4 separate regions of the Homo sapiens genome follow, and regions 2, 3 and 4 are each linked to region 1. A link is an interaction called in ENCODE POLR2A ChIA-PET data of the cell type or tissue named here. Cell type or tissue: CD4-positive, alpha-beta T cell. All regions are shown on one strand. Links, peaks and the distances in the headings refer to the core of each region. The heading gives the core; the rest is flanking DNA.

The links. Peaks named below come from ENCODE experiments on the same cell type or tissue, not always from the same donor. Only the 100,000 strongest peaks of a DNase experiment are listed, where the experiment ranks them.
Region 2: POLR2A ChIA-PET joins it to region 1 with 55 read pairs; 7 of 35 experiments call an interaction of 5 or more read pairs at or near these places.
Region 3: POLR2A ChIA-PET joins it to region 1 with 25 read pairs; 7 of 35 experiments call an interaction of 5 or more read pairs at or near these places.
Region 4: POLR2A ChIA-PET joins it to region 1 with 67 read pairs; 9 of 35 experiments call an interaction of 5 or more read pairs at or near these places.

The regions. Positions count from the first base shown.
Region 1 is chr7:111,079,850-111,087,512 of GRCh38, forward strand. The region is part of intron 3 of IMMP2L (inner mitochondrial membrane peptidase subunit 2); the gene reads right to left. Among named protein-coding and RNA genes, the nearest start is that of LRRN3, 7.4 kb to the right of the region's middle. In CD4-positive, alpha-beta T cell, for the core only: no CTCF peak of the experiment used is centred there; a DNase peak (open chromatin) is centred at 3,782; H3K4me3 peaks cover 661 bases; H3K27ac peaks cover 2,163 bases.
Region 2 is chr7:111,018,860-111,026,272 of GRCh38, forward strand. All of the region lies in intron 3 of IMMP2L (inner mitochondrial membrane peptidase subunit 2), which reads right to left. Among named protein-coding and RNA genes, the nearest start is that of LRRN3, 69 kb to the right of the region's middle. In CD4-positive, alpha-beta T cell, for the core only: no CTCF peak of the experiment used is centred there; no DNase peak of the experiment used is centred there.
Region 3 is chr7:111,027,770-111,035,432 of GRCh38, forward strand. All of the region lies in intron 3 of IMMP2L (inner mitochondrial membrane peptidase subunit 2), which reads right to left. Among named protein-coding and RNA genes, the nearest start is that of LRRN3, 60 kb to the right of the region's middle. In CD4-positive, alpha-beta T cell, for the core only: no CTCF peak of the experiment used is centred there; a DNase peak (open chromatin) is centred at 2,142.
Region 4 is chr7:111,009,794-111,017,456 of GRCh38, forward strand. All of the region lies in intron 3 of IMMP2L (inner mitochondrial membrane peptidase subunit 2), which reads right to left. Among named protein-coding and RNA genes, the nearest start is that of LRRN3, 78 kb to the right of the region's middle. In CD4-positive, alpha-beta T cell, for the core only: no CTCF peak of the experiment used is centred there; a DNase peak (open chromatin) is centred at 3,728; H3K4me3 peaks cover 1,109 bases; H3K27ac peaks cover 2,640 bases.

The DNA of each region.
Region 1 (7,663 bases), core at 2,187-6,186:
GAGCTGAGCTCCCATAATGAGACTGGTAGCTTTATAAGAAGAGAAAGAGAGACCTGAGCAGGCATGCTCTTGCTCTTTTACCATGTGATGCCCTCTGCCATGTGTGATGTCATAAGGTCCTTATTAGATGCAGCCCCTTACCTTGAACTTCGCAGCCTCCAGAACTACAAAAAAAAAAATGTCATTTCTTTATAAATTACCCAGTCTATGGTATTCTGTTACAGCAACAGAAAATGGACTAAGACACAATTCCTTTGTTCTATGAACAAATTTAAGTCTTCTAAACAGTACTTACTTCTCCAAACAAAATGATGCTTGGTGTTAATTGAAATGTAGGACTGTTACAGTGGACTGCAGATCTTATTGCTGCAGGCAGAAACAGAATTATAATGAATATCTCATGTTCTGTGGTACTTGGAGGCATTTTGAAAACTCTTCCATTAAGAGAATAAAATACAAACATAACCACTGTACTTGAAACAAAACAAGGGCTGTTAGATTTGACTCAATCCTTTCAATGCAATTTTATCCAATATATATATGTAAACATACACACACACACGTATATACTTATATACACATGTATATTCTTATATACATAAATATATGTATATTCTTATATACATGTGTGTATTATATATTATGTGTGTATAATATATAATGTGTGTATAATATATATTACATATGTGTGTATGTATACACACAGAATATTTCAAAAAAGATTATAAGTGATTGAAAGGACATGGAAAAATTAGACTTTTTAGCTAATTGTCTAAGACAGTTAAACATTTGCTGTTTCCATCATTCTACACTCAATTAAGCCAGGCTAAGGATCATCTTATAAATGCTGACTTTGTTGTATTTTTCTCATATCAAACAATTCAGTTCAATCTCCTCTTACTAAATGCTTACTATACGCTAGGCATTGTGCTGAGGACCAGGAATACAAAGATGCAGACATCCTGTTCACTGCCAAATTTTGACAAGGGACCAAATATATATCCATTTTACAAACAGAAACTTCATAGTAAGTTTCAGTATTAGAATTTTCTTGTCAGCAGCCATGATATCTAAACTGCTAAATATATACCCTAAGTAAATATTCTATAAGCACATCAGATCAGAAACAGCTGGCAGCTTCAGGCTGTTCATTTCAAAATGAATTGAAGACCTGTAATCAGACTAGTGAGGATATTATTGATAGGATAAGTATTTGTGTACTTTCACATGAATAAACTTTCTTCTTTCATGCTTTCAAATTTAGGGCCTTTTTAGTGGTGTTGGGATGCCCCATTAAATGCTAGAAAACTATTTAGTTTATCCTTAGTCAATTCTACTGAATTTGGCACCTCTTAAATTTGGTTGAGGAAGAAATCTGCAAAAGACAATTACATGAAATATATGTTTATTAAAAATGCGAGACTGCCAATATATTTAAGGAAAAAAGAAAATGTAAAAACAAACAAACAAAAGACTTTCTTCTGACAATGCTGTGTTAGTGTTTCACATTTATAATTTTTTAGTATTAATCTGTAAGAATCCATGAAAGAAATAAACTTGTACTTGCTTATTGTGCCTGTTTCTAGATTTTAGACATGCTAGCACCTCTTTGTAACAGTGGTCTTCCAAAGAGAGACTTGACCAACCTGTGCACAGAGGGAGTGTCCTTAGTGCAGTGCTAAAGCTCTGGGCTATGAGTCCAAAGATCTCATTCATTCATAGACTCTTTTGCAGGCAAGACACTAACTGCTATGACAGTCAGCAAAAAGTAAAACAACAAGTAATCTATACATATTTATTAATTTCTGCATTTGTGGATTAACTGTGTTGATACATCTCTCGTTTGCTGAAAGGATTAAAGTAGCTCAACACAGAGGTAAGAATGACTTCCTCCTGTGACTTTCTATATGGGTGTAGAGGTGGCAACCTCTGACTAGGTGTCTGCATAGCAAATTGTATACTTTTAAAATAACGTCATTGACCATATCAAAAACAGGGAGAGGGATGATAAAGAATATACTGTAATGAAAGTCCCGCAAACCCTACTTTCCAGAGTGAGGAAGAAAGAATGATTGCCTGATATTTTAAGTAGGAGCTGCTTTCTTTGCTGTAGGTTGGCAGAAGCTGGAGAGTGGAGCAGGAGTCTCCTAGAAGCAGTGTTTTCTCACTCCAAATCTGAGTTGGATGCTCATTAATGAGCACCAAGCACCAGTTTGCAGTAGCCATTCTGAATTTAACAGTAACCATTTGGAGGCTACAAATCCTGAGGTCTGACTCTGAACATGTGTTTGTTTATTGGCACAGGGATAGCACTACACCATTTAGTTATAAAGTACAACGGAGCAAATCTACATTAATATGAGAATCCATATTTTGTCCTGCTTTTTCTATATGTCACACTTCTCAGTGAGACCCTAACAAGAGCAGGAATTAAGAATAGGTCAGAAGAACATCTGCTTTTCTTATTTTGATTACGTGGGCAAGCAAAGGAATTTGCTTTTATAACACCAAAATAACTTGGAATGCGGCAAAAATAAACGCACCTTCTGTCTCATGGAATGTTATTACAGTACAACGCTTTGTGAATGCTTGTTGGCATTTTCAAGCATTTTTTGTTCTCCTCATTTCTTTCTCAGCTCCATAATGCAATCCTCATGGTTTGAGCACTAGACTTCAAATGAGACATCTATTCAGAGAGTGTTCAGACAAAACGAGTGGTTTCCTTAGTAATGGGAACTATGTGAAAGCCTTCAGCACAGCCCCTTCAGACAGCCAGGCTTCTCCCAGGCTTGTGGTTCACACATAGGCTCTCAGTGAGCATTATACAGCTGGGGAGCACCCCCAAAGTCTAAACTGACCAAAGCACTGAATATTCATTGCATTTCTAATCAAATGTACCCTTTATAAAAGGTTAAAGATGTAAGAAGTGCTCTTAATGGCGAGGGTTAATTTGCTCATTTTCTGCATCATGTCTATGGAATGGAAAGAAAGATAAGCGATTTTGCCAAAAAAAAAAAAAAAAAAATGACACGTGTTGCTCTTTTGTTTGATTGTATTTTACATTTCCTTACCTTAAAAACCTAAGCCTGTCCTATTCTTGTTCCTTCTATGCCTAAAGACTACTACTCTGATTTTCCAGTTTTCTGCATAACAATCATCTTCAATAAAGCTTTGAAACTCTGCTATTAAAACAGGGTGCAAATGTTGCCTTTTGTAGTCTCAAATATATTTAAAATATAGTAAAGTAGTTTCATGTATACCAATGTTGAAGTTTTATGTATGTGTATCGATCCATTTTGTTATTTAGTTTCAGGACGACACAATAATTAGAAAAAGAGCTGGATAATACAATTGTCATTCATCTTAAATATTGACTCTTAAAGGCAGACAAATAACAACAACTATCCAAAATAAAAACCAACATGAAAATAATAAAAAATTATCTCAGCTGATATAATGTTTGCCTTTGAGGAATAATGATTTATAGATACCTTCACACTATGTTAATCATCCAATTAGGAGAATAAAAATATTGTCAAACATTTTGGGGTTGAAAAACATGAGGTATAGCTAAATTGTTAGTCTTCTACCATGAATATTTTTTGTCAATCTGGTTACACATAAGCAAACACAGGAAGCAAAAGTTAAGCTATAAAACCCGCAAAGGAGAGGAGAACGAGGGCCTCAAAAGATCACTGAAGAGAAGAAAATACAGTTTTAAGACTGTTGGCTTTGAAGCCTGACTTGCATTCTAGCTTTCCTTCTTCACTAGCGTGACAACTGTAGAAGTTCACCAACCCCAGTTTCCTCTTCTGTGAAAAGGGGAAAGTCCCTGACTGCCTCACGGTACTGTAAGAATGAAACCATATGTGTGCAGGGTCTACCAAGTTTCAGTGTCTTGCATCGAGTTAAACTCAACAAATGCTATTTAATATTATTCTAGGTACTTTAATTTCAGCATACATAATTTCTGCATGTGTACAGCTATGCATATTTTAAAATCTGATCTATTTCATTGTGGTTTGTGGATAGCTCAAGGAAAATCATTTCTATTTTCTGAATAATACCAATAATAAATATAACAACAAAAATACTAAATTTGCTGTCAAGAAATAATTGAACTGAGGAATGAAGAGTGAACAGTAAGAAGTAGGCTTGCTAAACACAAGTGTGAGCCTGACTGTGTTGTGGAGGAAGGGAAGAATGGACTAGAAGGTATGAGATTGGAAGCAAGAAAGATGAACTAGAAAAGATGAGACTGGAAGCAGGGAAGTTAGGAGAAATTGCAGCAGCCAAGGTAAGAGACGATGAATATCTAGCAGACAGAGAAGATAATTTAAGAAAACTTCAGAGTAAAATCAAGTTGTATATGGTGAAATGCAAGATATGAGGCACAAGATCCAAAGTTCCTGTAATTCTCTAGGTAACGAGGCAGCAGCAGAAATAAAATTAAAAAAAAAAAAAAAAAAGAAAGGAAAAAAGAAGAAAGCCAGTTTAGGGGAGCGCTTAAGAGGTCAGCTTTAGACACGTAGAGTACAGAGTGCCTGGGGATCACGCAAGTAGAGACATTTACCAGACAATTGGAGGGAAGGATTGATAGGTAGAAAGATAGATAGACGGATGGATGGATGGATGCACGGATAAAGAGACTGATTAATTTTACTTGCAAGAGCACTGATATAGGTTTGAAAGTAGTAATTACATAGTAGTAGAGACAATATTATCTAAGAGAGCATATAAAGAACAGTAGGCAAAAGAACAAGCCTAGGATAAATACTTAAGAGGTAGATGAACCCACAATGACAAGAGACAGAATGTGCAGACAAGCATGAAGATGACTTAGGAGGCTTTGATGTGCAATAACCAAATTGGGAGGGCACTGGTTGAGATTCCAAAGCAGAATTTCAGTAACAAGTTTGGATTAGAAATCAGAGAAAAGTCAACTGACAAAGTAGGTAGAAAGTGATGATATGATTGTAGCAAATATTGATAGCTCTTCTGAGAAACTTAATGTGAGGAGAACAGAGAAGGAAAGATAGATGAGGGTTCAGGATTAAAGGGATGATTGTTGTTATTATAGTATGAGTAACAAGTAAATGTATGGATTTTGTGGAAATATTGCTAGATATTGTTTCACATCGCTAGAAAAGGAGTAAAAGTCAATCCCCTGAGTGAAAAGAATGGAGAGAGACATAGAGAAAAGCCAAGATGAGAGACCTTTTTGGATCTACAGAGAAATATAAGGAGAAACATAGGGAAGAATAAAGGAATCTGAGGAAGAGACAGAGAAAAAAATTTGTCTCATTGATTCCTGACATGTCATCCTTGATTGTGAATTTCTTGGCATAGTGAGATTACTTTTGTTCTTCAAATGATTCGTATCTTTCATTAAAAGTAAGACCTTTGGGTATATACACAGTAATGGGATTGCTGAGTCAAATGGTATTTCTGCCTTTAGGTCTTTGTGGAATCACTGTCTTCCAAAGCAGTTGAACTAATTTACACTCCCAACAACAGTGTAAAAGTGTTCCTTTTTCTCCACAACCTCGTCAGTAGATTGAAGCTAGTTGATTAGGATATTTAGCTGTTAACTAAATTTTTGTGGGTTTGCGTCCCATTAATCTAGTAAGGACTCAGTAAGGTGTTTTTTGACTTTTTTAATAGTAGCCATTCTGACTGATGTGGGATGGTACCACATTGTGGTTTCTATTTCCATTTCTGTAATGACCAGTGATGCTGAGCTATTTTTCACATGATTGTTGGCTGCACATATTTCTTTTTTTGAGAAGTGTCTGTTCATATCCTTTGACCGCTTTTTATAAAGACACATGCACATGTATGTTCACTGCAGCACTATTCACAACAGCAAAGATATGAAACCAACCTAAATGCCCATCAGTGATAGACTGGATAAAGAAAATGTGGTACATAAACACCAAGGAATACTATGCAGCCATTAAAAAAGAACAAGATCATGTCTGTTGCAGGGACATGGATGCAGCTGGAGGCTACCATCCTTAGCAAACTAATGCAGGAACAGAAAACCAAATACCACATGTTCTCACTTATAAGTGGGGGCTAAGTGATGAAAAATCAACAGCCACTGGTGCCTCCTGGAGGGTTAAGAGTGGGAGGAGGGGGAGGATCAGAAAAAACAACTAATGGCTACTAGGGTTAATATGTGAGTGATGAAATAACATGCACAAAACCCCGCCCCATGCCCCATGTTTACCTTTGTAACAAACCTGCACATATACCCCTGAACTTAAAATAAAAGTATTTAAAAAAAAGACGTGGACTGGTACTGTGGCTCATGTCTGTAATCCCAGCCATTTGGAAGGCCGAGGTGGAAGGTTCGCTTGAGAGCAGGCTGGGCAGCATAGAGAGACCCCATCTCTACTCAAAGAAAAAAAAAAGAAAAAAAAAAAAGAAAAAGAAAAATCAGCAGGATATGGTGGCTTGTGCCTGTGGTCCTAGCTACTCTGGAAGCTGAGGTAGGAGGAACATTTGAGCCCAGGATTTCGAGGTTATTGCAGTGAACTATGATCATGCCATTGCACGCCAGCCTGGGCAACAGAGCAAAAACTGTCTCAAAAATAAAGAAAAAAAAATTAAAATTAAAACAAAACCTATAGGTAAATAAGAACCTCTGTTTTTCTCCAATTCTACTTTCCAAAACTCCTTTGAAAAAGAAAATGAGAACTCTGACCCAACTTGCTTTAGTTCAACATTCTAACAAACAGTCAGTAGTACTACTACTCACCTTACATCATGTTTCTAACTGAATTGAGAACTAATCTGTTATTAGAATTAGACCACAAAGGACAAAGTCATTGAAGACCTTCCTAGCACAATGTCAGCCCCTCACCATCAGTGACTCATTCATATGTATTTAGCTTTCTGAGCATATCGACTCATTTTTTCCACTAGGCACTGCATTTCTTCAGAGCTCTACTTCTCAAATCATGACAGCAATAAAAATTCCGTCATCAAACCTGAACAACCACTACTGTATAAAAGCAACCACTGTCTTGTGCATAAAACTAATTCCTTTTTAAAAATAGTATTTTATTTTTGGCATCCCTTGTTGCTGACTATATTGCATTGGTTGGCTCAGCCATCCATCAAGCATTCATTTATTTTACAAGTGAATATTGAGTACCTTGTGCAGTAGAAAGAGCTTTGGCTCTGTAAGCAGACAGAACTGAGTTCAAATTTTAGCCTCATTATTTAATAGTTTTGGGACATTGGGCAAGTAAGCTAGCTTCTTTCAGCCAATGTTTCTACACTGCCAATTGAAGGTAAAAATATCTATCTTTGCCGGGCGCGGTGGCTCACGCCTGTAATCTCAGCACTTTGGGAGGCTGTGGCGGGCTGATCACGAGGTCAGGAGATCGAGACCATCATGGATAACATGGTGAAACCCCATGTCTACTAAAAATACAAAAAATTTGCAGGGCATGGTGGCACGCGCCTATAGTCCCAGCTACCAGGGAGGCTGAGGCAGGAGAATCACTTGAACCCGGAAGGTGTTGGTTGCAGTGAGCCGAGATCGTGCCACTGCACTCCAGCTTGGGCAACAGAGCAAGACTCCATCTTAAAAAAAGAAAAAAAAAAAAAAACAACGAAACACTAGAATAGCTATAATTCAACTGGAATAGGT
Region 2 (7,413 bases), core at 2,190-6,189, 61 kb before region 1:
AATACTCATTTCACAATGGCATTGATTTAAAAAAAATCCTACACCTACATTTGCAATGGTTCAATCTTTCTAATAACCTAAATCAGTTAATTAAGACAAATTGTCGACTGAGTTAGTGAACATATTCAAGCTAGCTAGGGGTGTAGATAACTTCTAAATAGAGGATACACTGTAATGACTAGTTATTCCATACCTAGATTCTGTGCAGATAATTCTGCTCCTTGAAAGCAGAGATTACTATCTTTATATTCTGAGCACCTAGCATAGTGTAAACAGTCAATAAATGTGTTGAATGAGGATGGAGGGTAAATAAATCACACTACATGAAGGAAATATCTGTTGGCATTGAGAGGGAAAAAAACTGACGAGGGAGGAGGATGGGGAACTAAAGGTGACTGTGAGCTCTTTGCTGCCTTTGCTCCAGTGTTCCAGGGCTTCCTTACTTTTTGCAAAGCTCCAGGATCTGTATCCTTGCTGTGCTTGAACAGAGTTCAGGCAGCAGGGCAAGGGGCAGGGAGAGCAAAGTGGGAAGTCAGAAATCAGAGCAGCCCCGCAGCAGGGAAACTGCAGTGGTTGAGAGTCACAACCCCACCCTCCTGGGAGCACTGGCAGGAGTGAGGTGCCCAGGAAGCAGACAGAGGGGGAGGCAGCCAGTAAGGGGGCCTCCACCTACTTTTCAAAGAATCAAGAAGTCACACTGAAAGAAAAAAGGATTTAGCCTCCTCTTACACAAGGTCTTCTGTCTTCCTTTGAAAATGACTTTAGAAAAGAAAAGACAAGGTTGAAAAGGAACACAAAAGAAAGTCAGACTCCTGCCTAGAGAGTTAAAAACATGTTGGAAGAGCCAGTATAAATCAGCAGCTAATGCCAGTGCCTTTGGAAAGGACCCACTACCAGGGGTTCTGGAGGCTGGCCTGGTGACACTGTTTATTATACCCAGAAAAAAAATTCTTGGAAGTAAGGGCATAAATTGAAAGGCAACTCAATGACCCTCCTTCCCTCTGCTTTCCATATTCATACCTTTCCATTTTTCTGGAATACAGTAACATCTCCATGTCAAGCCAAAATGCCATCTCTTCCATGAAGCATTTCCGGATCACCAGAAGGATACTTTCTCTACATAGCTCTTAGATGTCACTTGTATAGTATATTCACTTACTCAACAGACACATATTGAATGTCTGCTATGTGCTAGGTATCTTTCTAGACACTAGGGATACAACAATTAAAAAAAAAAAAAAAGGCCTAGCACGGTGGCTCACACCTGTAATCCCAGCACTTTGGGAGGCTGAGGCGGGTGGATCATCTGAAGTCAGGAGTTCGAGACCAGCCTGGACAACATAGTGAAACCTTGCCTCTACTACAAATACAAAAATTAGCCAGGCATGGTGGCTTATGCCTGTAATCCCAGCTACTCGGGAGGCTGAGACAGAAGAATTGCTTGAACCCAGGAGGCGAAGGTTGCAGTGAGCTGAGATCGCACCATGGCACTCCAGCCTGAGTGACAGAGAGGGATTCCATCTCAAACAAACAAGCAAACGAAAAAACCAAGATGCAAATTCCTACATTTAGGGAACTTACGTTCTACTATAGTATATTGCACATTAAATTGGAGTTGTTGGCCGGGCAGGGTGGCTCACGCCTGTAATCCCAGCACTTTGGGATGCTGAGACAGGTGGATTGCTTGAGCATAGGAGTTCAAGACCAGCCTGGGCAAAATGGTAAAACACTGTCTCCACCAAAAACACAAAATTTAGCAGGGTGTGGTAGCATGTGCCTGTAGTTCCAGCTACTCAGGAGGCTGAGGTGGGAGGATCACTTGAGCCCAGAAGGGCAAGGTTGTAGTGAGCTGAGATGGCACTAATGCACACCAGCCTGGGCAACAGAATAAGACCCTGTCTCAAAAGAAAAAGAAAAAGAAAAAAGAAAGAAAGAAAAATAAAGTGAGTTATTGAAGTCTCCAACTATTATTGTTGAATTGTCTGTTTCTCCCTTCATTTCTGTCAGTTTTTGTTTCAAATATTTCAGTGACTCATATATTCAAATTGTTTTCAAAGGGATCTAAAAAAAGTGTGTCATGAGGTATTTCTTAAATTCCTGCTCATTTTTAACAAAATATAACAATTAGTAAAAGTAAAATAGATCAAGTATTTCCTCATTTGACTTTAATTTGCCAAAAAATAATGTGTAGTGATGAAAGCTACAACATAATTAATAAATTAGTAAATAGTAACCACACTATTCAGAATAACACTGCTCAATATAGAGAGTGGGTGAACAATACACTATTCCTTATACCAGGAAACTCCTAAAAAAGAGACTTGAGTTATAGGTTAGCTATTTCCTCATGGCAGACAAAACAGTTTCCATTATCCAGCTCATCTTTCCGCCCTTTCTCCCTCTTCTCACTCCTTTTCTCTTCTATTTAGCAAATATTTATTTTCTCATAAGCCTCAGAAAATCCTATCTGAAAGCAGGTATAAATTGAAAGCAGGTATAAAACATTCTTTGTAATTTGATTCCTTACTCACTGTATTAGTCTGTTCTCACGCTGCTAATAAAGGCATATCCGAGACTGGGTAATTTATAAAGGAAAGAAGTTTAATGGACTCACAGTTCTACATGCCTGGGGAGGCCTCACAATTATGGCAGAAGATGAAGGAGTAGCAAAGTCACATCTTACATGGCAGCAGGCAAGAGAGCTTGTGCAGGGGAACACCTCTTTATAAAACCATCAGATCATCTGGGCACGGTGGCTGACGCCAGTAATCCCAGCACTTTTGGAGGCCAAGGTGGGAGGATCACCTGAGGTCAGGAGTTCGAGGCCAGCCGGGCCAACATGGTGAAACACCATCTCTACTAAAAATACAAAAATTAGCTGGGGGTGGTGGCAGGCACCTGTAATCCCAGCTACTCAGGAGGCTGAGGCAGGAGAATTGCTTGAATCCAGAAGGCAGAGGTTGCAGTGAGCCAAGATCTCACCACTGCACTCCAGCCTGGGTGACAGAGTGAGACTCCATATCAAAACAAACAAACAAACAAACAAACAAAGCATCCGATCTCCTGAGACAGCAAGGGAAAGACCCGCCCCCATGATTCAATTACCTCCCACTGGGTCCCTCCCATGACATGTGGGAATTATGGGTGCTACAATTTAACATGAGATTTGTGTGGAGACACAGCCAAACCATATCACTCACCCTAATCAATCAACATTTCCTAAGTAGAATCACCTATGCTGAGCATTATGCCACCCTTCTTCCAAGTGAACCAAATCTGGCCCTGTTCTGCCAACAAATCCTAGTCTGAAGCCAGAGCCATTTTCTAAATCTCATATTTCCTGCCTAAGTATGGGGGAGTCATGGGCTTAGCTATAAAAATTCCTAAGACTAGGGTGGTATGAGTGAATGCAGGCTGGGCATAGCAGAAATGTAGCTCTGGCATCATAATTTCAGAATCAGTGACATCCTTAGAACGAAGTGCCCCCATCAATCTAACAAAGGAAACAAAACCCCAGCTTAATGTTTGCTTTAAGTTGCCATGATTTTCCTACAGACTCAGTGCTGCAAGTCAATCTTTACAAGTGTTTTTTCAGCCTGGGGGCAAGAAAATAAACAAGACCCCAAGAAGTGTTAGGAAAGGAGAAGACTTTTGAAACTCTACTCCTCCTCAGATGTTCCGAGATACACTGCTCCCTCAAGAATCTTAGTGAGTAGCTGTGGTTATGATGGACATGTGTAATACCCCTTTGCAAATGTTGGAATAAAAACAAAAATGAGAAACACTGATCTACCCTCACAAAAAATTTTGGCTCTTCTCAAGGATGATCTATATCCTATAGCTTCAGGACTAAAAACAGAAGCAGAGAGGTCACTAATTCATGTCATAACATCCAATTGCTCCGTCACCAATCTGCTGATCCTTTCACCAACCCACTGCATAACAGACGTTACATGGCCTTAAAAAAATCCTAGAACTCTGATCAGAAATAAGTTTCATTCATTATTAATGCTAACCTTTCTTTTTTTTATGGGAAAATGTTGTGAAATTGAATGAGAAAGACAGCAAATACACAGAGCAGATGCAACTCATTTCTGAGCCATGAACCGGACACAATACAAATTCACCTTTGCAGCTCTCTACCAACTGCTCATGCCCTCAGTAGAAAAGAAGTCATACATAATGTAGCAGTAAAACTGTTGACAGCATTCCATGGTCACAGAAGACCCCGCGAATTTGCTGCTGTGGACATGAGGATGTGATGTGCGAAGCAGGGCCTAATGAGATTTCGCATTTCTCTTAACAGTGTCCTGAAGGCAAGTTCTGGTACTTGCTTAACATCTGCAGTAATGTAAGGGATTATTGAAAGTAAGCTTTCTATTTCACACATTTTCTGTATCAGCTAAACACACATGCACTCACAAAATGCCATCATTTCCTTGTTAAATAATACTTAGATATTCAATTGTTCATGATCTTGGTAAACACATAAACAAATCATCTAGACTAGCGTGGCTCAAAATGCTCCTTTCAAACAAATATAAATTTATAAGTTTATGGGCTGGGAGCGGTGGCTCATGCCTGCAGTCCCAGCACTTTGGGAGGCCAAGGTGGGTGGATCACCTGAGATCAGGAGTTCAAGACCAGCCTGGCCAAATCGTGAAACCCTGTCTACTAAAAATACAAAAAAAAAAAAAAAAATTAGCCAGGTGTGGTAGCAGGCAACTGTAATCCTAGCTGAGGAGGCTGAAGCAAGAGAATCACTTGAACCTGGGAGGCAGAGGTTGCAGTGAGCCGAGATCATGCCATTGCACTCCAGCCTGGGTAACCAGAGCAAAACTCCATCTTAAAACAAAACAAAACAAAACAAAAATTGTAAGTTTATTCAAATTATGGATTCTTAAACTTCATGAATGACGGGGATGTAGTGGTTAATGTATGGGCTTTAGAGAGTTATGAAACCATTTAGAATCACATATGCATTGCTATGGATGAGGAGTCCATGACTCTCATCAAATTTTCAAGAGGTGAAATAACTTCAGAAAGGTTAAGAATCACTAATTTAGAGAAATAGGTGAATAGTCCAGTATATATTCAACTGTAATCTCATGACACAAGTAAGAAAAAGCAAACTATTATCAGTAATTTGTAGATGACCATATTAAACCCACAAATGAATAGATCTGAAATATTGGCCGTGTGAATTCTACCATTCAATTGAGTCAAGAATTTATCATATGAAGAAACTGAAATAGAGAATGCAGGTTGAAGCAAAGATAGGTAAAATTCTTGGGGCAAAATTTTAGCAATGCATCTTTTACCCTTCAAAAATATAGCTTTATTAAGCTATAATATGAAATAAATAGCATATATTTAAAGTGTACAACTGGATAAGTTTTGACTTATGTAAACACCTGTTCTTTCCTTCCAGAGTCGAGTAGTTTCCTCAGGCACATCAGCTGATCAGGACTCAGCTGACTACTTGAGGGGGCAGATCTCTAGAGGAGGCTCTCTGGGCAGCCCTTTTCTCTATTCTCTCTCCTACTTTATCCTAGGAACTCCAAATGCCTTGGTCTTCCCAGATTCTCAGCTCCATCACCTCAACCCAGGTAGTCTTCTGTGCTCTGTCTGGTTCCTCCTTTCTATGCTGCATCTTGAAAGTAAGCTGGGACAATGGTAAGGCTCACCTTGTTTCCCATCTCCCAGGGAACATATTGATAAAGTGCCTGATGCCCAGAGTCTTGTTTCATATATTTTGCCCTTTTTTATTGTTGTTGTTGCTTTTGTAGAAGGGTAAATCCTGACCCTGTTACTCCTCCCTGGCTTTTATCCTTTCAATAACTATCACACATCTAGAAGCCCCTTTACTCTTTAATACCAACCAAATAACTAGAACATATAATCCATAAACAACTTTAGCACCATTTACCTGTGCAGAAAGAAAAATAGCAGAGAGAAGATACCCCTGACTTTAACTTGCATATTTTTACTTGTCTTTCAAATTTTCCTTAATCATATCAGACATTTTCAGGGTTTATGATTATTTTTTGTCAAAAAGAAAACAAGAGGCTTAATTAAGGGAGTATTGAAATCAGCATATTTTAGAGAAAAACTTCTGAAATTTTGGTTACCTACAAATAACCATTACCAAATTATCAGATTCTCCAAATAGGAATGGAAATGGTTCATCTATCTCTTTCATTCCTTCCTTCACCTACTCCCTCCTCCCACCATACTCATCCCCCATATCATCTGAAATATGTCAGTTATACCACTTCTTAGCTTCCAACACAGCACTTTGAACTTTGAACAAACCAGAAACTCAGGGGCCTATACGCACCAGGCAGGTGATGTAAACAAGTAAAGTGGCTCACCACTTAATCTCTCTGAGATTCAGTTTCATTATCCATAAGATGTGGTTAGCCATGTCATCTACTTCCTAGAGTTGTTGTGAAGATTAAATGAGAAAAAGTTTAATCTTGGTAAATCCTAGAGTTTTACACCAATAAAAGTCATTTTTACCAATAAGAATTATCAGAATTAAACAAGCTATTGTAATATCCAAAACTATGATCCTGAAAGCATAAAGATTACATCCAATATTTCTGTTTAGAGGTCATATATTAGAAATATTTCCATCTAAATAAAACAGGTTGCGCCTAAATGGTTAATTCTTAAACATCTAGAAAAGGCAGAGCAATGAAGCCCCTGAAAATAAAAAATAGGTAAAATTTTAATGTAGTTTTCATTCCACCATGTAACCTGGCTTACACCTCTAATTACAAGACAGTCCTCTCTGGGAGGGTGATATGAGTTTCCTGCTTATTACTGTACTCCCTGCATCCAGCCCAGTGCTTAAGCCTAGTTGGGCATGATATTTATTGAAGAAATATATGAATGGATAGATGGCTAGATACATGGAATGAATGGTATGAATAACGAATCTCATTTTAACTAATTCTGTTTTAACATTGTTTTAAATCTGTTTTAACATTGTTTCCTCAGGAATGGAGTTTGGAATTCAGGTGGCTTTTTCTCAGATTACTTGAAGTTTGAGCAGTCCATGATTTATAATAGGCATATAACAAGTTCCCCGGGTGTTTAACATCATTAAATGTTCTTCTCTATCTGATAGATCCTTTTGCTAATATTAAACACACACACACACACACACACACAAATTAGGAAAAATGTGAAAACAGAAGAATTGTTTTAGTGTCATTGTTATCAAACTCTCAAGTAGGACACATTTTTAAAAATAAAATAGAATTTGGTAAAACTAAGTCTATAACAGTCACAACCATTGTGTAATTTTACCTTCATTCTACTACATTGTATAATTTTACCTTCATTCTACTACATTGTGTAATTTTACTTTCATTCTACTACCTGAAGCAAATAATTTCAATTCCT
Region 3 (7,663 bases), core at 123-4,122, 54 kb before region 1:
GCACATATCTTGATATATCTAAATGAAGAACAAAGAAATCTCAACTTTACATTTCATGGGGCAGAAGACTCAGAATAGGACGAAATCTAAATTCACAGACTAAAGCGGTATTATTGTTTATAATCACAAAAGCTTGACAACTTAGAAAGACAGACTAGGAGAAATGATTCCTGAAAAATGAAAGGCAAAAGCAAATGAAACATTTAATAAGGAAATTTAAATTCATGGGTTAAAAATAAGTCATATATTTTACCTTAAAACTCATTTTAAGATAAATTTTCTTGAAGTGTATAGTTTCAAGGTTCATATGGTTAAAAGTTTAAGAAGTTCAAAAACAAATGGAAGAAATAAATTTAAACGAAAGAATAATAGTATAACAATTGTTAATCAACCTTCCTACACAAATTAAACAATTTAAATGAGATTTTTTCAACGTTAGCCAAAGCTTGGTAAAGTAGACTTACATTGACAAGTCTAATAACCATTAACTTGGTAAGTCTGTCATATTTTATGAGATTAAGCACACTCATACTGAGCACAGGGTCAGTGATAAACAGCAAATACTGTATATTGTTTGGCATGAAACTTTTCCCTTGGACTCTCCCACATTCTCTCTCTTCCACTCTTCAGTCTACATATTATACAAATTAGATCTTGCAATCAGCATAGGGAAATCTCATTACTGCTGAATATACTTAATAATCATCTTCTTTCTAAACAAAGATAACAGCAAACAGCTCTGAGGAAATGTTTATGCAAAGAAAAAGCTATGTAGTTTATTTCTAATGAAGATGGTATGACTGTCTGCATAACAGGTTATTAAATACACCATCAAAAGGAGATTCTCTAAAAAAATAAACTATGTTGAATTTCAAGATGGGCCTCATTATTTAAGAAGTCATTTCCCTAACAGTTTCTAGATGATGCTAACATACCAAACTTTTAGTTAGTATTCCATGGTTTTCCTTGCATTCTTTCTTTTCTCTTAATATCACACTATGTTGCTAAAGAAAAGGTTATGTATTTTAAAAGAATAAATGACATACATCTGCATATAAAATGATTGGATTTGACATAAGGAAGAAATCTTATGAGCAAGACTGTGAAAACTAAGCTGCAAAATAAGATTTTCTTCAAATGTCACTGGACTCTGAACCTCCCTTTTAAGAAAATCAGAAATACATCTAATGGATTAGAATATATAGTGCATCAATTAAAATTATACTTACATAAAATATCTATTAGCCTTCTAAAAGAATACTGCTTTAAAAATATTGCAGAAACTATCCAGACATGACTAATGGGAACAAATATGATTCTTCTAAGTAGTTATAAATCAGCTGTCATGATAAAATAGTCACTTATTGCTTGAGTTCTCAATAGATTTAAAAGTCATGGACATTGATCCAATTTCCATAAACCACTGCATAACCTAGGTACAACACAGAGTTTAACAGCTTTCATGGGACATAGTTCAAGGATGGTCAAACAGAGAATTACATCAGGGAAGGATCTGGTTTCAGCTCACTGGGAGCAACAGAGATGAGAGCCGGCAATATCTTCACACTTTTCAAAGTGCTCTTGTGGGTGGTTGGGCCCTCTAGGGAAGTACTCTCTCCATATTGGAGGTGAAAAAATGGAAACATAAAAAGGTCAAGTGACATATTTAGATCAAACTATTAGTAAGCCACTGAAGAGATACAGGTAGCTATTTCTTTGCATCAGGTGGCTCTGACCAGAGAGGAATCAACTTTCAAAGATTTGTTTTAACCTAAGATCCAAAGGTTTTCACTGAAGTCATCCAGACTACCTAAATTACCCTATCAATGTCTACAGTCCATTAGTGATGGTCAAATGTCTTCTGGCTTTTTTGTCATGAATCTAAAAATAGTAAGCCTACCAAGTTAGAAGAAAATGAAATGACTGTTATAGTTAGAAAACAAGGTATTTGGGTATTTCAATGTATTGCTCATCATTTTCCATACCAGCTATAATTTCAGCCACTTCAATCCAGCAACACATTTCTGAAACTACTGAAGGAGTCAACCTCATCTTACTGATTTTTAAGAAAATTATTGCTAGTCAAACGGAAGAACAGCTTTAAAAACACTGACAGCATAAGTGGCTTCTGGCAGGATTCCAGATCATGCTTCTTGGGCAATGTGAAAAGGGAACAAAAAGGCAGTCACTTAAATGAGACAGTGAGAGAATCACAAATCATAGAATCCCAAAACCCAGTGGTCACAACTGTTCCTTCTCCCAAGTTCCTGATTCTTTCCAGAAAGCCAGACTGTAGCTCATTCCAGCTCATTACCACAAAAGGAATATTGGATTCTGCCCCAGGAGAGACTCAATCTCAAGAGCCAAATCACAATGACAAAGATGTGCAGAGTTCAGGATTGAACCTATTGCATCTAATCACTAGCAGAAAATCAGACCACTGAGGCAATTGTTTTAAATATTAGTCACTTCCTACACTTCCTCCATCATCTAAAATTTTTTTAAAATGTGAAAAAAAAGCCTATAATATGTGCTAAAAACTGATGCTACTTAAAAAAAAACTGTTTTCCTTTCATTGAACAAACTCTTCTTTCCTTATTTCCCCATTTAATGTGAAAACATATGATCTCATAATGAATGCCAACAGATGATATACTTAGTTTTATTATTATGAAGTATTTTTTATTCCTTTCTCTTCCTTCACATGGGATCTGTACAGTTAAAATATCTACACAACAAACATGAGGAAGTCAGAGAAGATGCCAATTTGACTGTGATTAAAGATTTAGCTATGTAGTCCCTAAAGAAATTGCACTGAGTTGCTATCCCCAAGACTCCAGAGGTTCCTTTGTAGTAGAGGTGAGCTATGAAGTTCTCAACTATGAAAGGTTAATACAAATGTATTCACTTTATTTATATTAGTAAAACAGGATTAACTACATAGTTACCCACTGTATTTACTATACTTTAGAGCAAAAATGCATACAGTAGGAACAATAAATAAAAGCAAAAGTATATATATGTGTATGTGTGTACATACATATGTGTGTATATGTGTCTGTGTATATATGTATGTGTGTATATACATATGTGTGTGTATGTGTGTGTGTGTGTGTATATATATATATATATATATATATATATATATATATATATAAAATATATATACACGAGAATTAGACAAGTAAATGGATGCCATAGGATGGGAACCAGATTTCTCACTGTTAGAGTGAGAGGTTAGAGGTAAGCAAGGGAGAGTGATTAGAATCATCCATATGGTGATGAATTATGGTAGGAGACACAGTATGAACACATGTTTAGCTTAATATAGATACAGATAATTACATATAGTAATGTTTATAGTTATATGTATACACACAGGTTAGTAATCTATGCTTGTATTTCTTCGTTCTGTCAGCTGAGAGGGCCTAGAAGCAATCACATATCAGTAGCAATGAGCATACCTAGTGCCCAGACCTTGGTTTCTAACATCACTCCCCAATAAAAGGCATCCATGCTCCTTGAGAAAAGGGATGCTTCTAGGACAAGAACAGGAAATATAAAAAGTGAGCCTGGAACATTTTGTAGTGCTAGAAAATAAGGGGTGTAGGGGTGTGTGTGTGTGTGTGTGTGTGTGTGAGAGAAAGAGAAATCCTATATTGATGTGGATATGTCAAAGGGACACCAAAGCCAACTAAAACAGCTCCCAATGGCCAAAGCTGAAATAATTTAATGACCAAAATTTTAAAAACATATCGGATTATAACAAAAAGTGTAAAATAAATATCCACAAGCCTACACAGATATAAATAAATGACTGAATACATAAATGAATGAAGATAAAGAGGCAAGTATATCCAACGGAGGAAATCCAAATGATTTATGCCTATACTCTGCCCTCAAAGAGGAAGAGAATACCTCTCCACTCCTTGAGTGTGGGCTGCTCATAGTGACTATCTTCTGAAAATTATAGTATAGAAAGAAGAGAAAAATAATAACTTTACAGTGCAGAAACCTGGCAAACATTATTTCAGCCAGGTGATCAAGGTGATAAATCATGTTGACAATATGTACCCTTGATACATAATGAAAAGGCACTTTACCTCTGTGGTCTTACTCCAGAAAAAACCTATAATGCCGCTATGACCATGAAAAACACCAGAGATTTTTTTTTTTTTTTTTTTTTTGAGACAGGGTCTCACTCTGTCACCGAGGCTGGAGTGCAGTGGTGCGACTTCAGCTCACTGCAACCTCCGCCTCCTGGGCTGAAGCAGTCATCCCACCTCAGCCACCCAAGTAGCTGGAACGACAAGTGGGCATGACCATGCCTGGCTAATTTTTTTGTATTTTTAGTAGAGACAAGGTTTCGCTATGTTGCCTAGGCAGATCTCAAACTTCTGGGCTTAAGGTATCCGCCTATCTTGGCCTCCCACAGTGCTGGGATTACAGGCATGAGCCACCGCATCTGACCTGGACCATTAGTACTGGCAAAAGAATGGAAAAGCAGATCAATAGAATAGAATGGAGAGCCTAGAATTATGTGTAGACCTACATAAATATGATAAACTGATCCTTGACAAATGACTTCATTAAAACTAAAAACTTCTGCTCTATGAAAAGCACTGTTAAGAAAATGAAAAACCAAGCCACAGCCTGGGAGAAAATATTTTCAAAGCACACATCTGATAAATGACTTATATCCAAAATATAAAAAGAGCTGTTAAAATTTAACAATAAGGAAACAATCCAGTTAAAAAATGGGCAAAACAGGGCAGAGTCCAGTGGCTTACACCTGTAATCCCAGCACTTTGGGTGGTCAAGGTGGGCAGATCACTTGAAGTCAGGACTTTGACATCAACCTCACCAGTATGGTGAAACCCCCTCCCTACTAAAAATACAAAAATTAGCCAGGCATAGTGGTGGATGCCTGTAATCCTAGCTACTCAGGAGGCTGAGGCAGGAGAATTGCTTGAATCCAGGAGGTGGAGGCTGCAGTGAGCCAAGATTGCTCCACTGCATTCAAGCCTGGGTGACACAGCAAGACTCCATTTCAAAAAATAAATAAATAGGCCGGGTGTGGTGGCTCATGCCTGTAATTCCAGCACTTTGGGAAGCAGAGGTGGGCAGATCACCCGAGGTCCGGAGTTCGAGACTAGCCTAGCCAACATGGTGAAACGCCATCTCTACCACAAATACAAAAATTAGCTGGGCATGGTGGCATGTGCCTATAATCCCTGCTACTCAGGAGGCTGAGTCATGAGAATCACTTGAACCTGGGAGGCAGAGGCTGCAGTGAGCTGAGATCGTGCCACTGCACTCCAGCCTGGGTGACAGAGCGAAACTCCATCTCAAATAATAAATAAATTAAAATAAGTAAATAGATAAATAAAAATAAGAATGGGCAAAAGATATGGATGCCCTATCTAAAATGAATACATATGACAAGTATATGAAATGTTCAATATCATATGTCATTTGATAATTGCTAATTAAAACAATTAGATACTATTACACATTCAACCGTGACTAAAACCCAAAACACTGACTACAGCAAATGCTGACAAAGATGTGGAACAATAGGAACTCTCACTCATTGCTGGTGGGAATGCAAAGTGGCACAGCCACTTTGAAAGAGGGTTTGGCAGTTTCTAACAAAACTAAATAGACTCTCATCATATGATCCATCAATTGTGCTCCTTGTTATTTATTCAAATAAGTTAAAAATTTATGTCCATACAACAGCCCTCACAGGACTGTTTATAGCAGCTTTATTCATAATTGCCAAAACTTGTAAACAACTAAGATATCCTTCAATAGTAAACAAACTGTGATACATCCATACAACAGAATATTACTCAGCAATAAAAAGAAGTAAGCTATTAAGTCATGAAAAATCATGGAAGAACCATTAATGTATATTGCTTAGTGAAATATGGCAATCTGAGGAAGCTACATACTATGTAATTCCAACTATATGACATTCTGATATTTATGCATGAGACATGAAAACATATCAATACAAAAACTTGTAGTTAATATTCATAGCAGTGTTATTTACAATAGCCCCAAACTATAAATAACCCAAAGGCCCATCAACAGATTAACAGATAAATAAATAGTGGTAATATCCATATTATGGAACATTGCTCAGCTATAAAATAAAATAGATCACTGAGAATAAACTATAGTGACATAAAGCACATCAGTAGTTGCCAGGTGGTAGGTGTGATGGGAGAAGAATAACTGCAAAAAGGAAGAGAAGGAGTATGGGAAGTGACGTGAATGCTTTTTATGTTGAATTTTTTATAATATATTGAAATGTACACATAAAATTAATGAATTTCACTGTAGGTAAATTATATTTCAATAATGATGATTAAAAATAAAGTAGTTACAAAATGAGGAGGGGGAATGCAGCAATCACGTATTCAATTCTTCCTTGACACAAGGTTGTATAAAGGAGTTGAAGTACAAAGATGAATTAAGATAAAATTCTTACCCTGCAGTGAATTTACAGTCTAGTAAAAAAAGACAGACATGTACACAATCAGTGTAATATAACTATGGTAAGTATAATAATGGAGTTATAAACAGAATTTTATAGGCATAGGGGAAAGGCATTAATTATACAAGATTCAGAGAAACCTTGCAAAGAATTACGAATGAGTTGCGTCTTAAGAGGTGATTAGAATTTCAGCAAGTGATGTTTCCTAACCAATCATAAGGTATATTTCATAGTTATTTTCCTCTATATTTATCTATTCATCCATTGATCTATCCTTCCCTCCACCTATCTATCCACCCATCTATGCCTAGGGAAAGGAAGGGCTGTAGAGAAAATTCTATATTGCGGTATATAGCAATATCTAGGGATTAAGTTTGTACCATAAGAATTTGTTATTTTGTATTTTATGTCTAATAATTTCTGCACAGCAGTTAGAATAAATTTATGCTGTATAGAACTGCATATTTACTTTACCTTAGCAGCAAAAACTTAAATGTGATCCTCTCAGAAACTTATCTACTTCAAAGGGTAGCCTAGAGCTAAAACAGGCTAATGACCATAACAGCACCAGAAACTCGTTCCAGCACCTACAACAATACTTAATACTTAGTAAGAGCTGAGTAAACATTGTTGAATAAAACCAAAACAGACAGATTGTTAATTCAACTTTATTAAACTTCACAGAGGAAAACTCCACATATAACCAAACTGTACTTCCATTACAGACCCTGTATGGTTACAGTTTTTTAAATCATTTTCTCAATCGAGTCAATAATAGGATGTTAAAAGAAAACAGAATATTAAAGAATCCAATACTGCTTTGAGACAGGATCAAATAAAGCCCTGCTTCAAAACTGTAACTGCTTCTCCAAGCTTACAAAAGTGGGTAGTTTTATTTAGACTTACTATTACTACTTCATTCTGCATTTTCTACAAAACTTTGACCAATAACACTGGTAAATGGCCAACGTGTAAAGACAATGACAGAAATAAAAAGGTATCATCTATTAACCCTGTTTACACCTTTCCACAAAAACTGATGTTTGGGTAACTGAAGTAGAAAAGCAAAATAACATTTTCTAAAGCAAGCAAGAAATAGAAGATAACTCTAAACACAAATATGGACAACATAACCTAGTAGTTAAGTACAGATGCTTT
Region 4 (7,663 bases), core at 1,365-5,364, 71 kb before region 1:
GGTTCTCTGAGTAGAAGCTGAAAAATAAATGCTGTGGTTTTGAGAACAGAACAAAAGCACTGAAGAGAAATTCAACAAAGGCTCTGAACCTTGTTTGTGTTCTGTAACACTGCTTCAAGGCAACATTTTTATTTTTAAATGTATGCCCTCATTTACACAGGAAATTAAGAAACAAACTCTCCGTGTCAGTGTCCCTGCTACTAAACAACCTAGCCATCAGCTGATTTACAATTGAGTCCTAATTGAACAGTTATGGTTTCAACTATATCAGCATATCTGCAAGTTCCTTAGATAAATATTCCAAGCATTTCCCATAGATTTTACAGGCAAAGTAAAAAGTAAAGAGAAACCTAGAGCAGGTAACATTTTGTAGACTACTTGGCATATCATTCTGCTTCCTTTCTTAGTTATATCTCATTTCTAATACATATTTTCAAAGACTTGCTATTTAAAATATAAATGCTTTCATTAACAAATGTTAAGAAACCAAATAAGAGGTTTTAGAGAAGTCACAGAGTCTTACATCTTTAGTAATGTAACTCAAAATTTGGTTTAACAATTATTTTCATGGAGATAGATCTTAACATCATGTTTAATCATTTTAATGGTTTTCGTCATTCACAGATTAGTATATTCATTTGGATGCCTTCAGACTAGATAAAGACAGGTAATCAAGCAGTACATCCTAACAGGTATAAGCAGGCAAACATGGATAGTTTCCATTAAAACTATGGAGATTTTATAATTTGACTCATTAGCATGCTTTTCTCAAAAAGCCTCTTACTACTGATCACAGTTTACGAAATTGTTGCGCTACAGGGAATGTATAGATCCAGGCCAAACAACTATTTTGCACAGAAAGAAACTGGGGTTTGTGGACATTTGATGAGATTCTGAAGGTCAAAGAACAAGCTAGGTCCTCCATCCAGGTACTTTGGAAGAAATCAGATAACTGAAGCTCATGCTAGTGTGAAAGGTAAGCTCAGTGAGCATAAAGGAAGCACAGAGTTACAATCATAGGTCATGTTTTGGCCGGAGAAAGGACATTCATGGTCTCAAGACTACAAACGTGGCAAAGTTTCAACTGAAGACAAGTTTGAGGTATAGCCTCAAAGTTTACTGCTTAATGAGGCCATCAGAGCTGGACAAAAAAAAAAAGGTCAAGATACAGACCCAGGTGTTGAAAGTGTCCCCAGCATGCGATGAGTCAGGTCCATTATCACTGTGGAAACCAAGGGAGTACTCCTGAGATCAGTAGATGAGAGTAATCCTTGGCAAAGGGCTGTAGAAGTGAGTGGCACTGACGAGAGGGTAGAGATGTGATAACAGGCAATGATTATGGAAAGAAAAAAAGTACCCACTAAATTTTAAAATATATGGTTCTAGTTGCCAGTGGAAAGAGAGAAAATCATGTGCTAGATTAATCATGTTGAATTATGAAGACTAAATTTTAGACAGACTGCCATTTGCTGAGAGCAGTATTCATTACTATCTGATTCAGTAACGCTTATAACTAAGTGGTCAGACTATATACCTAGAGAAATATTGCTCATGTCATTCTAAAGCCACATGCACCCAAACTGGACAGGTAGCTGTGTTATTATTAAAGAAAAAAGTACCCAAAAATGCATGCACAACAGATAGTTTCCTTCAGGAATGCAGTGCATTTGAAAAACAATTTTCTGAAGAAAAGAGTCCCCTTACTATGTCATTACTCTGAAATGAAGTCTAAGGGGGAGGGAGGCAATAAATGGAGAGCCTGTGGCCTTCTTTTCTGGACCAGGATCATTTCTTATAGCTGAGTAATCATACCCTTAGCCAATATGATGTGAGAGTTTGCAGCTTTGCTACTGGGCAAGGAACGAATTCTGAAACCATGCTGCACTGAAGACGGCAACAACTGACAAGAGTGTCAGTGAGTGTTTTCTCTATATGAGTGAATAAACAAATGAAAACAAATAAATTACTCATTTACTTGTGTGATTTTGATAGGCTATGAATCAATTCTCACCAGGAAGAAAATGTGCCTTGGGTGGGGAAGGGTATGCCCTAAGCTAGAAATTGCTATGGCTCTGGTAGGAGAGCGAGCACAAAATTCTTATGACATTGCCATTTCCTGCCATCCTGTATTTCTCTCTGGGACTTCACAGCTGGGCAGCATATTACTGGAGCCCACTTTTCCAGAACCATTTCTACTCATGTGTGGAAGGCAAGAGAAGGTAAGTATGTCCATTTTCATCCCCCTGTCTATATTGAGTAACAGATATTTATGGAGTTCGAGTGGGAAAAAAGGTACAGGGAGAGAGAATTCTATTAGTTGAGGAGCTGAAATGTAATGCAGATCAAAGGTACAGGGATAAAATAAATTTCTATGGCTATTTCAGGTAAAATTTGATATGGCTAATTTTCATATGCACCATTTCTGATGAGATGTCCAAGCACGAGTTTTCAGAGTAACAATGCAATTATTTCCATTATCATTTTGAATTTATATTGTTATTCTTCCTTTAAGGAGTTTGAGTACCTCATACAATGTTGCAATTACTTTCAGAAATGACTCACTATAGTGCGAACAGTATTTCATAATAATGCAGCCAATAAAATAAAAACAAATATAAATTTCACCTAGGCAAATAAACATGAATGCATTCAGTTCCTCTACATTATACTTTTTCAATTTACAATGAAATAATTCACATATAGTAATATTTATATATGATATTAACATAGGGGCAAATGAAACATAGTTGATAAAGACACAATCCTGACTTTTAAAAAAATTTAAACCAACCTTAACAGAAATTATGTTTTAGAAGGCCAATAAATATAGATTTAGAGCGACTATTTATACATTACATATGTGGTAGCTATTCTGGAGTTTTAGGTAAGTTAGGGTGGACACATGTTTATAGGATCACAGAACAGAAATTTCAGAGATGAATGGGTCCAATCACTTTAGCTTACAGATTTATTAGTAAAGGCTTTAGCCCCTAACTTGCCGATGAGGAAATGAAAGCTGAGAGGGTTCACTGTATCTTATTTTTTCAGAACTTGTTCAAGCTTGTTGGGAGTTAGAAAATAACGAACATCCTAAATTATTGTAAGAAAATTTGCAATTAGGAAGAGGAAGGGCTTCCATATAGCTTATGTGCACTGCAGCTTTCATTCATTCAGCACAATTGTACTGCATACCTGACGTATTATACATTGCACTAGGTACAAGAACTATAGCAGTGAGCTAGATTGGTATGATTCCTAAATTCATGAACCCCACAATCCACTGAGAGAAACAAACAAGGAGAGAGGGCCTTAGAAGACCCCTAGATAAAGATTATATAAGGGAAAAGTACCTAAGGACAGATGAGGCTGTTGTGGTAAACATGTGTGAGACTGCAAAAGACCTTATAAGCCACGATAATAACTTCAGTATTAGTACTAAGAGCAATTGAGAACCACTTAAGAGTTTTATGTAAGAGGTAGACATGAGCAAATCATATTTTATAAATATGTTTCTGACTGAAGGAGGCAAGTCAAGGCAGGCAGGCTGGCCAATGAAAAGGCTTCTACAACACTTTAAGGCAGAACATGAAGTCTTGCACAAGGAAAGTAGCAATAAGGACAGAAAGAAACAGGCTTACTTTTCGAGGTAAGACTGAAAGAATTGGGTGACTGCCTGGATGGGAGGTGTGAGGGAGATGAAAACGGAAGGAGGGTGTGCAAGTTTCTGTTTTAGTAAGTGGGTGAACAGGAAGCCATTCAACATAAAAAGGAACACAGAAGGAGGAGAAGAGGAGGATTTGAGTGCAAGCAGGTTATGTTCACAGGCATCACTCCAAACTAACTCCTCCCACATACAAACTCCCATATATGCCCCTTGCCTACAAGTGGAAAAAATCATTCATTTTACAGTGAAGTAGAATGATTCCCTGTAACTTAGGCAATATTATAGAGTAAAATCTTAATTATGTATATCTTTTATTCGTTTAGTTTATCTGTGGTATATCTTGATTAAACATTAAGTAGACTGCTTATTTTTTTTTTCTTTTTTAAAAAACAAGTCTGGTTTACCACCTCATATAGCTTTCATCTTACCAAGAAAATTCTTTGAAAGACAAACATGTAAAAAGTTCCCTCATATCAAGGAGGTCTTGACCTAGGGGTCAAGTCAGGAAAACTGGACATATTTCCAGCTTCTCAAGTCATATATTCACAGCAAAACTTCATTATTTTGCTGGCAATTACTTTTCAGAAAAGTAGGCATATCCATAATCAAATATAAGTACAAACAGGCCAGGTGTGGTGCCTCACGCCTATAATCCCAACACTTTGGGAGGCCGAGGGAGGCAGATCACTTGAGGCCGGGAGTTTGAGACCAGTCTGGACAACATGGCAAAACCCCAAAAATACAAAAATTAGCCAGGCATTGTGGCGCATGCCTGTAATCACAGCTACTCAGAAGGCTGAGGCACGAAAATTGCTTGAACCTGGGAGGCAGAGGTTGCAGTGAGCCGAGATTGCATCATTGCACTCCAGCTTTGGCAGGAGAGTGAGACTCTGTGTCAAAAGAAAAAAAAATTGTGTGTGTATATATATATACACACACACATACACACACACTTATGTATGTACAAATTACATTTTAAATGCAAATATAAATGACTCCTGGATTAATCTTTGAATCACTGAACTCTGTTTTTATCATAAGTTGACTATTTAAAAGGCTTTTGGAATGATTTCTTGGATATGAAATGAAAAGCACAGACAACAAAAGCAAAAACAGACAAATGGAACTACATCAAACTTTAAAACTTTTGTGCATCAAAGGACACAGTCAACAGAGTGAAAGGTAATCTATGGAATGGGAAAAAAAATCATATATTTGATGAGGGGCTAATATAAAGAATATTCAAAAACCTCTTATATGCAACAACAACAAAAAACCAAATAAGCCATCTAAAAATTGGCAAAGGACTTGAATAGATATTTCTGCAAATATGACATACAAATGGCCAACAAGCTTGTGAAAATGCAAATCAAAACCACAGTGAGATATCATCCCACACCCACCCATTAGGATCACACCTATCAAACAAAAGAAAACACAAAAATAATAAGTGTTGTCAAAGATGTGGAGAATTGGAGCCCTGGTGCCCTGTTGGTGGCACTGTAAAATGGTGCATCCTCTATGGAATACAGTAAGGAGGTTCCTCAAAAAATTAAGATTAAAATTACCATATGATTCAGCAATGCCATCTCTGGGTATATACACAAAGGAATGAAAACCAAAGTCTTAAAGAGATATTTTCACACCCATGTTCACAGCAGCAATAGTCACAATAGCCAAGAGACAGAAGCAACCCAAATGTCCATTACCAGAAGAATGGACAAACAAATGTGATATGTACGTACAATGAAATCTTATTCAGCTTTAAAAAGGAAGGATAGCCTATCATGTAATAAAACATAGATGAACTTTGAAAACGTTATGCTGAGTGAAATAAGTCAGTCACAAGAAGACAAATACTGTATGATTCCATTTAAATGAGGTATCTAAACTAGTTAATATCATAGATACAGCAAGTAGAATGGTGGTTACCAGTGGCAAGAGACAGGAGGAAAGAGGGAGCTTTTTTAAAATGGGCATAGAGTTTTAGATTTGCAAAATGAAAAAGTTCTGCAGACCTGTTTTAAAACAACGTGAATATACTTAACACTACTAAAAAGTATACTTGCAAATGGTTAAGAGGGTAAATTTTGCTGTGTTTTTCACCACAATAGAAAAAAGGGCCACTTATTGTTTGAGTCTATCTACATGAAATGTCCAAGACAGGCAAATCAGTAGAGACAGAAAGTAGATTGGCAGTTGCTTAGAGCTGAGGAAACTGGCGGTAAATGGAGAGTGAATGCTAATAGGTAGAGGGTTTCTTTAGGGGGTAATGAAAATATTCTTGTATTAAATATTGCGGACAGTCCCAGAACTCTGTGAATATATTAAGACCACTGAATTGAATGATTTAAAAAAAAAACTTTTCGATGCTAGTGATTGACACACTTGTGTTGCCTTTTATATAGCCTCTCTCAAACACCAAAGACTCTTAAGCAATTCCCCACTTCAAACACTCTTAAGAAATATTATAAAGTAGTTCCTTCAGATATCTCAACAACTATTTTCTTAGATCCAATGCATTCAACTCCCTAGGAATCCTCAGACAACAAACTAAAATGTAGCACTAATAATGTTATGCTAAGAACAATGGCATAATGCCAGAAAATTTCAAGGATAAAAATATGAAATTCTCTTGCCTGAGATTTAGTGTGCATTGCAAAAAACAACTATATGTATCAGCCAGCTTGAGTAAGATGTTTTGACATCTTATCTCAACATCTAAAATTAAAACTACGTCTTCACTTTGCACTAAAAGCCTTGTGTTTCATCTAGGTTAAACTCAGATAAGAATATAGAATGAAGATTAGCTACATGGATGTTACTTGAATATTGTCTTCCTTCCCTGTCAAACTTGAAAAAAAGTCCAGTAATTATATATATAATAATTTATATATAAATTAATATATTTATATTTTTATATGATATATATTTTTATATATTTATATTTTATATAATATATATTTTACATTATATTTCAGATAATTATATATAATAAATATATATATTTATGTAGTTTATACTATATATTTTATAATATATATTTTATGTATTTTATATTATATATGTATATATTATATATTATAATATATAGTATATATAATATATAATACATACATATACATATATGTATATATGTACTATATATTATATATAATATATACATATATATAATGCATATATATTATGTGCATATATACATATATTAAACATATATAATATATAAATTATATTTCTATATTATATATAATTTTATATATATTTATATATAAAATATATATATTATATATATTATATAAATATAGTTTATATATGCATATATAATATATACTATATAATATATAATATATACTATATATTATATATAATATATAGTATATATTATATATAATATATATTATATAATATATTACATATAATATATATTATATATAATATATATTATATATAATTATATATATATTTATATATACTAATATATATTACATATATGATATATAATTATATGTATAATTATATATACTAATATATATTACATATATTATATATAAACATTATAGTCATTATACTCAACAGAACTTCATATTGCATTTTTTAATATATGTGCCTTTATTTATTTATTTATTTATTTATTGAGAAAGAGTCTCGCTCTGTTGCTGGAGTGCAGTGCTGTGACCAGGGCTCACTGCAGCCTCAACCTCCTGGGCTGAATCAATCCTCCTGCCTCAGCTGCCTGAGTAGCTGGGACCACAGGTACATACCACCATGCCTGGCTCGTATTGTTTTTTTAGAAATGGGGTCTCATCATGTTGCCCAGGCTGTTCTCACACTCCTAGGCTCAAGTGATCCTCTTGCCTGGGCCTCCCAAAGTACTGGGATTACAGATGTGAGCCACTGCGCCCAGCCTTGTTATTTTTAACTCCATGGTCATTACTTACTTTCCAGTAATGTCAAAAGTCTAGGATAACATAATAGATTATTATGTGGGTTAGCTGGAAG